2 separate regions of the Homo sapiens genome follow, and region 2 is linked to region 1. A link is a loop called in an ENCODE intact Hi-C map of the cell type or tissue named here. Cell type or tissue: GM12878. All regions are shown on one strand. Each heading gives the region's core, and the rest is flanking DNA. Links, peaks and the distances in the headings are about the cores only.

What was found. A loop is a pair of places that touch in the nucleus more often than their neighbours do. Peaks named below come from ENCODE experiments on the same cell type or tissue, not always from the same donor. Only the 100,000 strongest peaks of a DNase experiment are listed, where the experiment ranks them.
Region 2: it touches region 1 in a loop (4-fold over the local background); 4 of 110 quality-filtered maps call a loop at or near these places.

The regions. Positions count from the first base shown.
Region 1 is chr6:129,880,127-129,885,510 of GRCh38, forward strand. All of the region lies in intron 3 of LOC105377999 (a long non-coding RNA gene), which reads left to right. Among named protein-coding and RNA genes, the nearest start is that of TMEM244, 22 kb to the left of the region's middle. RefSeq lists enhancers at 2,372-2,601, 2,652-2,701. In GM12878, for the core only: no CTCF peak of the experiment used is centred there; a DNase peak (open chromatin) is centred at 2,555; H3K4me3 peaks cover 844 bases; H3K27ac peaks cover 1,268 bases.
Region 2 is chr6:129,604,702-129,610,085 of GRCh38, forward strand. ARHGAP18 (Rho GTPase activating protein 18) reads right to left here. Exons shown (of 15, transcript NM_033515.3): 9 at 3,192-3,351; 10 at 1,176-1,258. Among named protein-coding and RNA genes, the nearest start is that of ARHGAP18, 100 kb to the right of the region's middle. In GM12878, for the core only: no CTCF peak of the experiment used is centred there; a DNase peak (open chromatin) is centred at 2,110; H3K4me3 peaks cover 315 bases; H3K27ac peaks cover 3,919 bases.

The DNA of each region.
Region 1 (5,384 bases), core at 95-5,094:
TTTGGTAGAACTTGGCTGTGAATCTGTCTGGTCCTGGGCCTTTTTTGGTTGATAGGCTATTAATTATTGCCTCAATTTCAGAACTTGTTATTGGTCTGTTCAGGGATTTGACTTCTTCCTGGTTTAGTCTTGGGAGGGTGTATGTGTCCAGGAATTTATCCATTTCTTCTAGATTTTCTAGTTTATTTGTGTAGAGGTGTTTATAGTATTCTCTGGTGGTATTTTGTATTTCTACGGGGTCAGCGATGATATTCCCTTTATCATTTTTTATTGTGTCTATTTGATTCTTCTCTCTTTTCTTCTTAATTAGTGTAGCTAGCAGTCTATCTATTTTGTTAATTTTTTTTGAAAAACCAGCTCCTGGATTCATTTATTTTTTTGAAGGGTTTTTCGTATCTCTATCTCCTTCAAGTCTGCTCTCATCTTAATCATTTCTTTTCTTCTGCTAGCCTCTGGATTAGTTTGCTTTTGCTTCTATAGCTCTTTTAATTGTGATGTTAGGTTGTCGATTTTAGATCTTTCCTACTTTCTGATGTGGGCATTTCATGCTATAAACTTCCCTCTTAACACTGCTTTAGCTGTGTCCCACAGATTCTGGTACATTGTCTCTTTGTTCTCATTGGATTCAAAGAATTTCCTGGTTTCTGCCTTAATTTCATTATTTACCCAGGAGTCATTCAGGAGCAGGTTGTTCAATTTCCATGTAATTGTGTGGTTTTGAGTGAGTTTCTTAATCCTGAGTTCTGATTTGATTGCAGTGTAGTCTGAGAGACTGTTTGTTATGATTTCAGTTCTTTTGCATTTGCTGAGGAGTGGTTTACTTCCAAATATGTGATTGTTTTTAGAATAAGTGCCACGTGGCACTGAGAAGAATGTATATTCTGTTGATTTGGGGTGAAGAGTTCTGTAGATGTCTATTAGGTCCACTTGATCCAGAGCTGAGTTCAAGTCCTGAATATCCTTGTTAATTTACTGTCTTGTTGATCTGTCTGATATTGACAGTGGGGTGTTAAAGTCTACCACTGTTATTGTGTGGGAGTCTAAGTCTCTTTGTAGGTCTCTAAGAGCTTGTTTTATGAATCAGGGTGCTCCTGTATCAGGTGCATATATATTTAGGATAGTTAGCTCTTCTAGTTGAATTGATCCTTTCACCATTATGTAATGCCCTTTTTTGTCTTTTTTGATCTTTGTTGGTTTAAAGTCTGTTTTGTCAGAAAGTAGGATTGCAACCCCTGCTTTTTTTTTTTTTTTTTTTTTTTTTTTTTTGCTTTCCATTTGCTTGGTAAGTTTTCCTCCATGCCTTTATTTTGAGCCTATGTGTGTCTTTCTACATGAAATGGGTCTCCTGAATACAGCCCACTGATGGGTCTTGACTCTTTATCCAGCTTGCTTGTCATCATGATGCTATCTGGTTATTTTGCACATTAGTTGATGCAGTTTCTTTATGGTGTCATTGGACTTTATATTTTGGGTTGTTTTGCAGTGACAGGTACCAGTTTTTCCTTTCCAGTTTGCTCTTGCAAGGCAGGCCTGACGGTGAGAAAATCCCTCAGCATTTGCTTTCCTGGAAAGGATTTTATTTCTCCTTCACTTATGAAGCTTAGTTTTGACTGGATATGGAATTCTGGGTTGAAAATTCTTTTCTTTAAGAATGTTGAATATTGGCCCTCAATCTCTTCTGGTTTGTAGAGTTTCTGCTGCAAAGTCCGCTGTTAGTCTGATGGGCTTCCCTTTGTAGGTGACCTGGCCTTTCTCTCTGGCAGCCTTTAACATTTTTTCCCTTCATTTTGACCTTGGAGAATCTGATGATTATGTGTCTTGTGGTTAATCTTCTCTGGGAGTATCTTAGAGGTGTTCTCTGTATTTCCTGAATTTGCACATTGGCCTGTTTGCTAGGTTGGGGAATTTCTCCTGGATAATGTCCTGAAGTGTGTTTTCCAGCCTTTTTCCATTCTCCCAGTGTCCTTCAGGTACTCCAGTCAATTGTAGGTTCAGTCTTTTTACATAGTCCCATATTTCTCGGAGGCTTTGTTCATTCCTTTTCATTATTTTTTCTCTAATCTTGTCTGCATGCCTTATTTCAGCAAGATGGTCTTCAAACTTTGATATCTTTTCTTCCACTTGGTCGATTTGGCTATTGATACTTGTGTATGCTTCATGAAGTTCTCATGCTGTGTTTTTCAGCTCCATCAGGTCATTCATATTCCTCTCTAAACTGGTTATTCTAGTTAGCAGCTACTCTAATGTTTTATCAAGGTTCTTAACTTCTTTGCATTGGGTTAGAATATGCTCCTTTTGCTCAGTGGAGTTTTTTATTACCCATCTTCTGAAGTCTACTTCTGTCAATTCGTCCATCTCATCCTCTGGCCAGTTCTGCACCGTTGCTGGAGAGTCATCGTGATCATTTGTAGGAGAAGAGGCACTCTGACCTTTTGGGTTTTCAGTGTTTTTTTGTTGATTCTTTCTAATCTTCTTGATTTTGTCTAGTTTCAATCTTTGAAGCTGCTGATCTTTGGATGGGGTTTTTGTGGGGACTTTTTGTTGTTGATGTTGCCGTTGTTGTTGCTTTCTGTTTGTTTTTCCTTCAACGTTCAGTTCCTCTTCTGTAGGGCTGCTGCGGTTTGCTGGGGGTTCACTTCAGGCCCTATTCATCTGGTTCACTCTGGTGCCTGGATATGTCACTCAAGGAGGCTGGAGAGCGGCAAAGATGGGTGCCTGCTTTTTCTTCTGGGATCTCTGACCTCGAGGGGCACCAACAGCCTCCCTTGGCTGGGGTGTGGGGGCTCCCCTGCCCCACTGTGGCTCTCAGGCGGGCCACCTAACCACACTACTCTTCCTTCCCCTCCGTGGATCACTGGAGAGATTTATTGACTTTCTGAAGGTTATATAAGCAACTCAAGGCATGACCTAAGAATAAAATGCAAGCTAATAATTACCAAACCAATTTTTCATCCTCAAAAAGTAATTCAGTTTAATTTCTAGGTTAATTTAAAATTAATAAAAGATGTCAGATGAATAGCTCAGAAAGCTCCTACCTTCTTAATCTACAATCCAAACAATAACATGCTTTAAATAACATCATTTACAAATGAGCTAAAACTGTGTCATCTTCATGGCCATAACTCAGGACACTGGCTGAATTATATATGTCTAAGAAATTCAGTCAGATCAATTTATTGAGGCTTCTTAAAATGCCATGATGAATAGAAAACTTTGAGTGGGAGTTGGGAGGGGGCACCTAGACAGGCTATGTAAATCGAAATGATTAAATCGCTTTGGTCATGTTTCATTATTCTGTGGTCATTTTGCCACAGACTCTATTTCTAAATTTGCTTTCTGGTTTTCTTAACATATTATATAACTGGGAGGCAGCAGTTTGGAGGGGCACATTGGACAGGGAAACCAGGATTCATTCTTGGCTTTCCTACTAACTGAATGACTTGGGATCATTTCTTTAAACTTTCTGATCTGCAGTTACTTCATTTGTCATATAATGACTTATCTTGATGATAAGCAAATCCTACTATTAAAATATAGATATGACCCAGTTGAGTTGATGTGGTGGTTAAGATATTTGACTCTGGAGCCTGATTATAGATTCAAATCCCAGCTACTTACCACTTAATAATCACATAACTTTGGGAGATTTGCTTAACTTATCTGTATGTATCAGTCCCTTCATCTTCAAAACATGAATAATTATAGCAACTACCTCTGAGAGTTCATATGAGAACTCAGTAATACAGTTTTTGCCTGACATATGGTAGGTACCCACTAAATCTTAGCTGCCAATAGTATAACACTCCTTATAAGTGCAATAGAAATGTATTACATGAGATCCTTCAATTCATCTAATCTAGGAAACCTTGGGATTAATGTTTTTATTGAATCTATTTGAGCACTATTTAGCTCAGTATCTTCACTGGCAGCAATGACTTATTCTCATGATGAAATTTGCTTCATTTTCTAAATAAGTTTTTTATACTTAGAAAGGCCTTCATTTTATCTTTATCTTCCTGTTTCAAACCTGCTTTCAGAAAAACACTGAAAGAGTTGCTAATATTGTTATGATTATATTCGATTGGCTTTCAACATATGCTTCAAGTTTTATGAGATCCTAAAATTTGTACATTAGCTTTTTAAAAAATTATTTTGAATCACATCAGTCATTCTGTTAAATAAAAATTTTGACTATACGACCAAAGACAGTGTTGAAATTTGGCATTGTGTGGCTCTCTCTTGGTCTGCCAAGGGAGGTTAATTATCAGAAAAGCAGAAAATCCTCAGTGCAACATGATTCACCCTAAGGAGGTCCTTCAGCTGTTTCCAGAGGGCAACTGGAATACTAAGCAAGCCTTTAGTATAAAAAGAATTTTTATTAATGTAAAAAAATTTTTTTATTAGTATCCAAAATTTAATATCACATCTTAAATTACTTCAGTTCCCATATGACAAAGGTAAAATTAAATAAGATTTCAACATAAATGCAGATATGGCACCGCACAGGTTATAATAATTTGACAATGAAATAGTCTTTCATGTCAAGAGGAAATATGTTAAAACAATACAAGGCATAAAAAGATTTCTTTATTCGAGTTAATGAAAGAGTGGCAAGTACCGATGCAAAAGAGATCTATATAATTATACCAGAGATAAAAAGATAAACCTGTCAATGTCGCAAATTTGTGATACTTTAGGAAGTTGTAGTCTTTCCTGAATTTAAATAAACAAGATAAAAAAAAACCTGACAACTCTTGGAAAAATCGATCCTTCCAGACCACACTTTGTTAGGGAAGAATAGATTTTTTAAAAATATTGAAATGCTAATTTTTGAGACGGGTTACTGAAGTAGTTGAAGTTTATGATTATTATCTTATGTAGCCCTAATATAAAAGGGGAATGATTTTGTGTATCTTTAATTACCTTTTCATCATACCTAAGTAAGCTTAGGGTTTATTTTAAGTTTCTGATTTAAAACACACATTGCAGGGAAATCAGAGCAATAACTGGATTTTAACATCAAACATTCTGATGAAGAAAGCACCTCATCAATTTGAAGTGTTTTCCAAATATGCAAAGTGATTGGAAGATGTAAGTTAAAGGAGCATTTCAACCCCAATTTTTGACATAAAGCATTTCTGAATTCCATGCAATAAAAGGATCTTAGCTTTAATGTTTTCTCATAAAGCCTTATATAATTTGAAGTATCTAACTAATTTTGTCCAAACTAAATATAAAAATAAATTACATATGAAATTCATGTATTGACAGCTAAAGATGAAAAGGAATATGTTTGTGGCATTGGATCAAACCAGTTAGTGCAATTTAAATTTCCAAATGTATCACATGTGTGTATAGAAAAGAAATTAGAAAATATGATCTGT
Region 2 (5,384 bases), core at 114-5,113, 280 kb before region 1:
CAAAAGCAAATTGAAATAAAACCTAATGCTGTCTTCTGGGTTATTCATTTGACAACCAGTGAAGCAAAAGGCTTTTTTTCTGATTTAGGAAAGGGAATAACCCTTTGGAAGTTCTCCTGTAGCGGACGTAGCGTTTTACCTCCAGTAATCCCCATAAGCTGCTTCATCAAGAAAAGTTGAGTATTAATATTCATTCCATGGGCATTAAAGAACTATCACTCATGCAGTTACAATTCAAGGAGTTTTAATGAATTACAGGAAAAAAATTCCAAGATGTACCAACTAGTAAATTTGTTTTCTTAACTTGAAAGCTCTTGTCATGAGATTTCATCTTAAATAGAAAAAAATGAAGAGGGTAAAGAAGCCCTTTACCCATATAAAAAATATTTTTAAGGCAAGGGAAAAACTTAAGATAATACTTTTACTAAGTTAATTTTTTTTCCTTTTTCTAAGAGTTTATAATTAAACCTTTTACAACTACTCTATAAACTCTGCTGTTAAGGAAAATAAATCAGTGTGGCACAATCCCTGATTATAAGAGCTTCTGACAACACTTAAAGTAGATGATATTAAGTTATATAAACATTAGAGCAAATCACTTCAAAATGGTGATATAAATCAGAAACTCCGGATGAACCCTTAGAGAAATAATTAGAATTTGTTTGAGTTGGTCTATCTTTTGGCTAACAATTGTGTCAAATCACCATTATGACTCACTTCAAAATCTACCATTTCAAACTACAAACTGTCATATCTTTAGGTAGTAGTGGGTTATATTTGATAAAACTTAGGATTTTTGTTTTAAACATTTATATTTTACCTTACTGCTACCTGCTTATTAAATATAATTTGATAAATGCAAAAAAAAGAAATAAGAAGGAGAAAAAAAACAAAAAACCACCCACGTTTCCATTAACCGACGAACCTCAATCGTCTGGTTTGGAAGAAGAAATGTTACAGTGAAAATTAAAAAAAACAAAAACTTAATAACATTAGTAACATAACAACCTCATAAAGAGTTAAAGGCTTTCACCCTCTGTCCTTAAAAGTAGGCTTTTTCTTTATAGACTTTTATGACCATGTCCAAGATACACATCTTATTGTTTTGCCACAAATAATGAAAAATTACTGTGCTTACTTCTAAGGGATATTTAATGTAAATTAACCAAGCTGACCTTCAGTGTGTCCCTGTTTGCATCAGGTAGGAGGATGACAAGAAGGTTCAAAGCCTGTAGTTGCTGCTTCTTGGTTGGAAGATCTGCAGACAAATTAAATAAATCTGAACTCTTTTCTTCAGTGAACATTTTCCTTTACTTTATTTTTTCACTTTTTAAGAAAAAAGTTATTTGGCATAAACATGACTGTAAAATGTAAGACACAACGACTGAGCTGCAAGCCTTGTTGAGAGTGTGTTTGTGGGAGATCAGCAGAAGCAGCTGCTGTTAGGAGCTTCCTCTCTCTCAGAATGCTCACTTCCAACTGTGATCATATGACGTGCGGCCTTATGTTTGCAGACACACAACAGTGCTTTGGAAATAATTTTAACTTCTGCGTGATAATTATTCCCCAATGAAAAGACATAGAGGATTGGACCTTCCATGATACAGTATCAGGGTGCGTCCGTAACAGTGGTTTGTTTCTTTTAATGGCGAGTGAACAAATGCATGGTAAGAGTCCATCAGTTCCAACAGGAATATGTAAAATAGGGCCTGGAACACAATAGGTGCTTATAAATGCCTGTGGAATAAATTAGAAAACGAAGCAGCAGCTCAACAGTCTAAGAGGTGCATTATTATCATTGATGTTATCATTTTCAGCAGCCCTTACCCCATTTAAGTAATACTCATGGATATTTAGAATCATTCCAGCATTTCTTTTTCAGCAATAAATTTGGTCCTTTAATCCATATCCAGGAAATGTATGCAACGTAGCACAATTTAAACATTAAAAAATATTTCCCACAGAAGGTAATTTATTCTATTTAAAGAAGAAACATGTTAAGAAAAAAATACTTTAAACAGAAGAGATTTCAGTTCCGTCTCTCCTAGAAATTCTGAAGAAATGTCATGATACGAGATGACTCATGAAACCATCTCAATATTGTATGTGTTAAGAATAGCCTGGTACAGTTCTGGTTGAAACTGTAGCTCACCGCAATTTATTCTTTTTTTTTTTTTGAGTCAGAGTCTCACTCTGTCTCCCAGGCTGGAGTACAGTGGTGTGATTTTGGCTCACTGCAACCTCCACCTCTCAGGTTCAAGTGATTCTCTGCCTCAGCCTCCCGGATAGCAGGGATCACAGGTGCGCACCACTATGCCTGGCTAATTTTTGTATTTTTAGTAGAAATGGGATTTCACCATATTGGCCAGGTTGGTCTTGAACTCCTGACCTCAAGTGATCTGCCCGCCTCAGCCTCCCAAAGTGCTGGGAGCTCACCATAATTATTAATAGTGCCCCTTTTCATTCTTATAAGTGTCCCTGTTTAAAAGATAAAGATACAGTTACTTGAAGGCAGTGATGGCATTTTTACTTTTCTTCATGGCCTCTAGGTGTAAAATGGATAATTAGGCCAGTAGATAAACCTTATAAGATCTAGGTTCACTGGAAAAAGAATCGAGAACTATTAGAGACACTAATGTGTAGCTTGCCCAAGACGACAAAATGGCAGTACATAAGAAGCAGCTTGTGACCTTCCACCAATGAGGCAGCAAAATGCTTTGCTCCACACTTCTGCATGACAACCTCAGAATTTAATTTTTCAAGAAATGCTCAGAGACCCTACCACTTCTCCTTGTGCTTTTATGATAACTGTTCATCCACAGCTTCTCCAGTAAGTGTTGCTTTTTAACACTTGGCAAGAAAATTGTATCAGAGATCTTATGTGACTCATTCTATTATAAGAGAAACATGAAGTTTCCAGGTTTTAACACTGAAATATATTGTATTGCTTAAATGTCGTGCAATTAATCTGTACCCAAAGAGAACATTCTGTTATCTGTTTACTCAGGAATGCATATTTATAAGAAAAACAGAAAACAATGCATGGCAGCTGAGCACCCACTGACATCAGTTGAGTCAATATGTCCACCCAAATACGTCTGGTTGCGTTCTTTGTGATGCCAAATGTCATTAAAACAATTAACATAGATGGCACCAGCAGAAGGACTGCTTCAAAGAGGGATAGCACTTACTCTGGACAGCCTGAAAGGCTTTGAGATACTCCACACTGAGCAGTGGCTGGGGCAACTCCCGAATGAAGAGCTTCAGCAGGCTGGCGGCATCATGCTGTTTGACACTTTCCCAATTAAAAGTCCCTTCATAAAACTTTGCTTCTAGTTCTTGGCAAAGATTCTGATAGGCACGAAAAAAAAAAAAAAAAAAAAAAGAAGCAGCTAGAAGTGCATTTTTTTTCTTGCTGAGAGTATGACACATTTTCACTTTCAAGAGACTCTGCTCTTTAGACAAGACAAATCAGACTACCAAAAGTCAATATTTCTTTTACTCAGAAAAAAAACTACTCCTCTCCTCTAATCCAAATGTACTTTACCAACAAAAAACTGTACCTAAGGCCAAAAAACATTTTAAAATTTATACTTTTTCCTGGACATTCCACAAACTGTAAGTAATAAAGTTTTAATTAAGAGACTGGTTAAAATAATTGTTCCATTTGGGGGCTTCATCTACATATTATAAATCTTCGTTAAATTAAGAAAAAAATCATTAAAAAAGAAGTATATGTTTTAAATTTAGAAGTATATTACATAAAAAAATACATAATCAGTCTCTGGGACTAAAACAGAAGGCTACCTCTGATTAGTCACCTACGGGAAATGGAAAACCCAATTTTATAGTAAACGAGGCAAGAAAATACATCAATATACCTGTCTTTAATGCACAGCCATCCTGCTGCCAGCTGCAAAAAACAGTCTGAGTCCATGCAGAATTAGAAATATCTAGTTCACTTACCTCAGAACTCTACAAAATTTGTCAGGCAAATTATTACTAATAAATCAATTGAGTTTTGTAATTACTATTTTTTGTATACTTCTTTACTATATATAAATCCTATCACGTTAAAAACCATCACAAGTTTCTGTCACTTTCCTCTGTTACATGAAACCATTCTCCCAAAGTATGTTCTTTGTTTTCTTGTAAGGCAAATTACCACATTTTCTCTTCCTAACACAACAACCATTCTCTACCCCCAATTATTTTTGTAATTGATGAAATAGGTGAAGGGGAGTGGCAAAGACAGAAAAAGAAATAGAGAGGAGGGAAGAGGGAGTGAGAAAAGGAGGAAGAGGAAAAAAAAAAGAGGAGGGAGGAAAAGATAGAAAAAGGGAGTGGGAGATAGGGAGGGAAGGAAGAGGAGAGAGAGGGGGCATGGAGGGAAAGAATGAGGGGGGAAAGAATGAGCAGGGAAAGAATGAGGGAGGAAAGGACAACAGAGGAAGATCCAGAGAAGAGAGGCAGAAAAAATGGAGGGAGAGGGAGAGAGAATAGTACAGAGAAATTTGGTGGGGCCAGGGGGAAAAGAGACAACCAACATTTTTGCATATTATCTTTTAAATTATTTATAATGGACCAGCTGCTGCATAATTTGGCATATGACAACAGGCTGGGTTGAAGAGTTGAGCCAGCTGAATCCACTTAATTGGCCTTCTTAGAAATTACACTTAGTTAAACTTGTCCTTCTGCCAGCCTTCTCGTTGCAAAGTAAAATCTGCATTATATTCACTATTCTGTACTGAAGTAAATGTATTTTTGCCTCCTGTGAGCTGGCCATTGCAGTCTGCTAGTGAGGGCCCGAGTGCTTTGAACTCGGTGAATTGAGGACTATCTTGCCAATGTGGGTAATATGAAGTTATGTTTGTTACCTGTTTCTGAGGAATTATATCTTTGTTAGTGAATGTACTTAAAAGAACTCGTCTCAGAATCACACAATGTCCACTAGTGGCAAACGTGCTATAGGTGTTACATGAAGTGAGACAATGACAAGCTATGAAACTTACAAACACCACAGTTTCAGGGAGCTCTAAGTACCAGACACCAAACCCAGGGGACACAAGTGGAAAATTATGATCAGAATATATCAGGTTACTCGAATCCTATTAAAATGAGATCACTATGTAGTAAGAGCCAAGGAGGCCGAAACTGGTGTCCTAAATCAAGGCAACTTATCAAAAAAAGCAGGTGATGCAAACTGTGAAATGTATAAAGAGTAATTCCAATCCTGGCAACACCACAGCCCATTAGAAGCAGGCCAGGACAGTGTGCACTCCCCAAGAAACACTTAGTCCTGATCCAGCTCTAACGATTTCATAAAGAATGGGGTTATGAAAATGAAGAGAGATTCTCTCTCTTTTCTCCTATTTTCTCTTGGA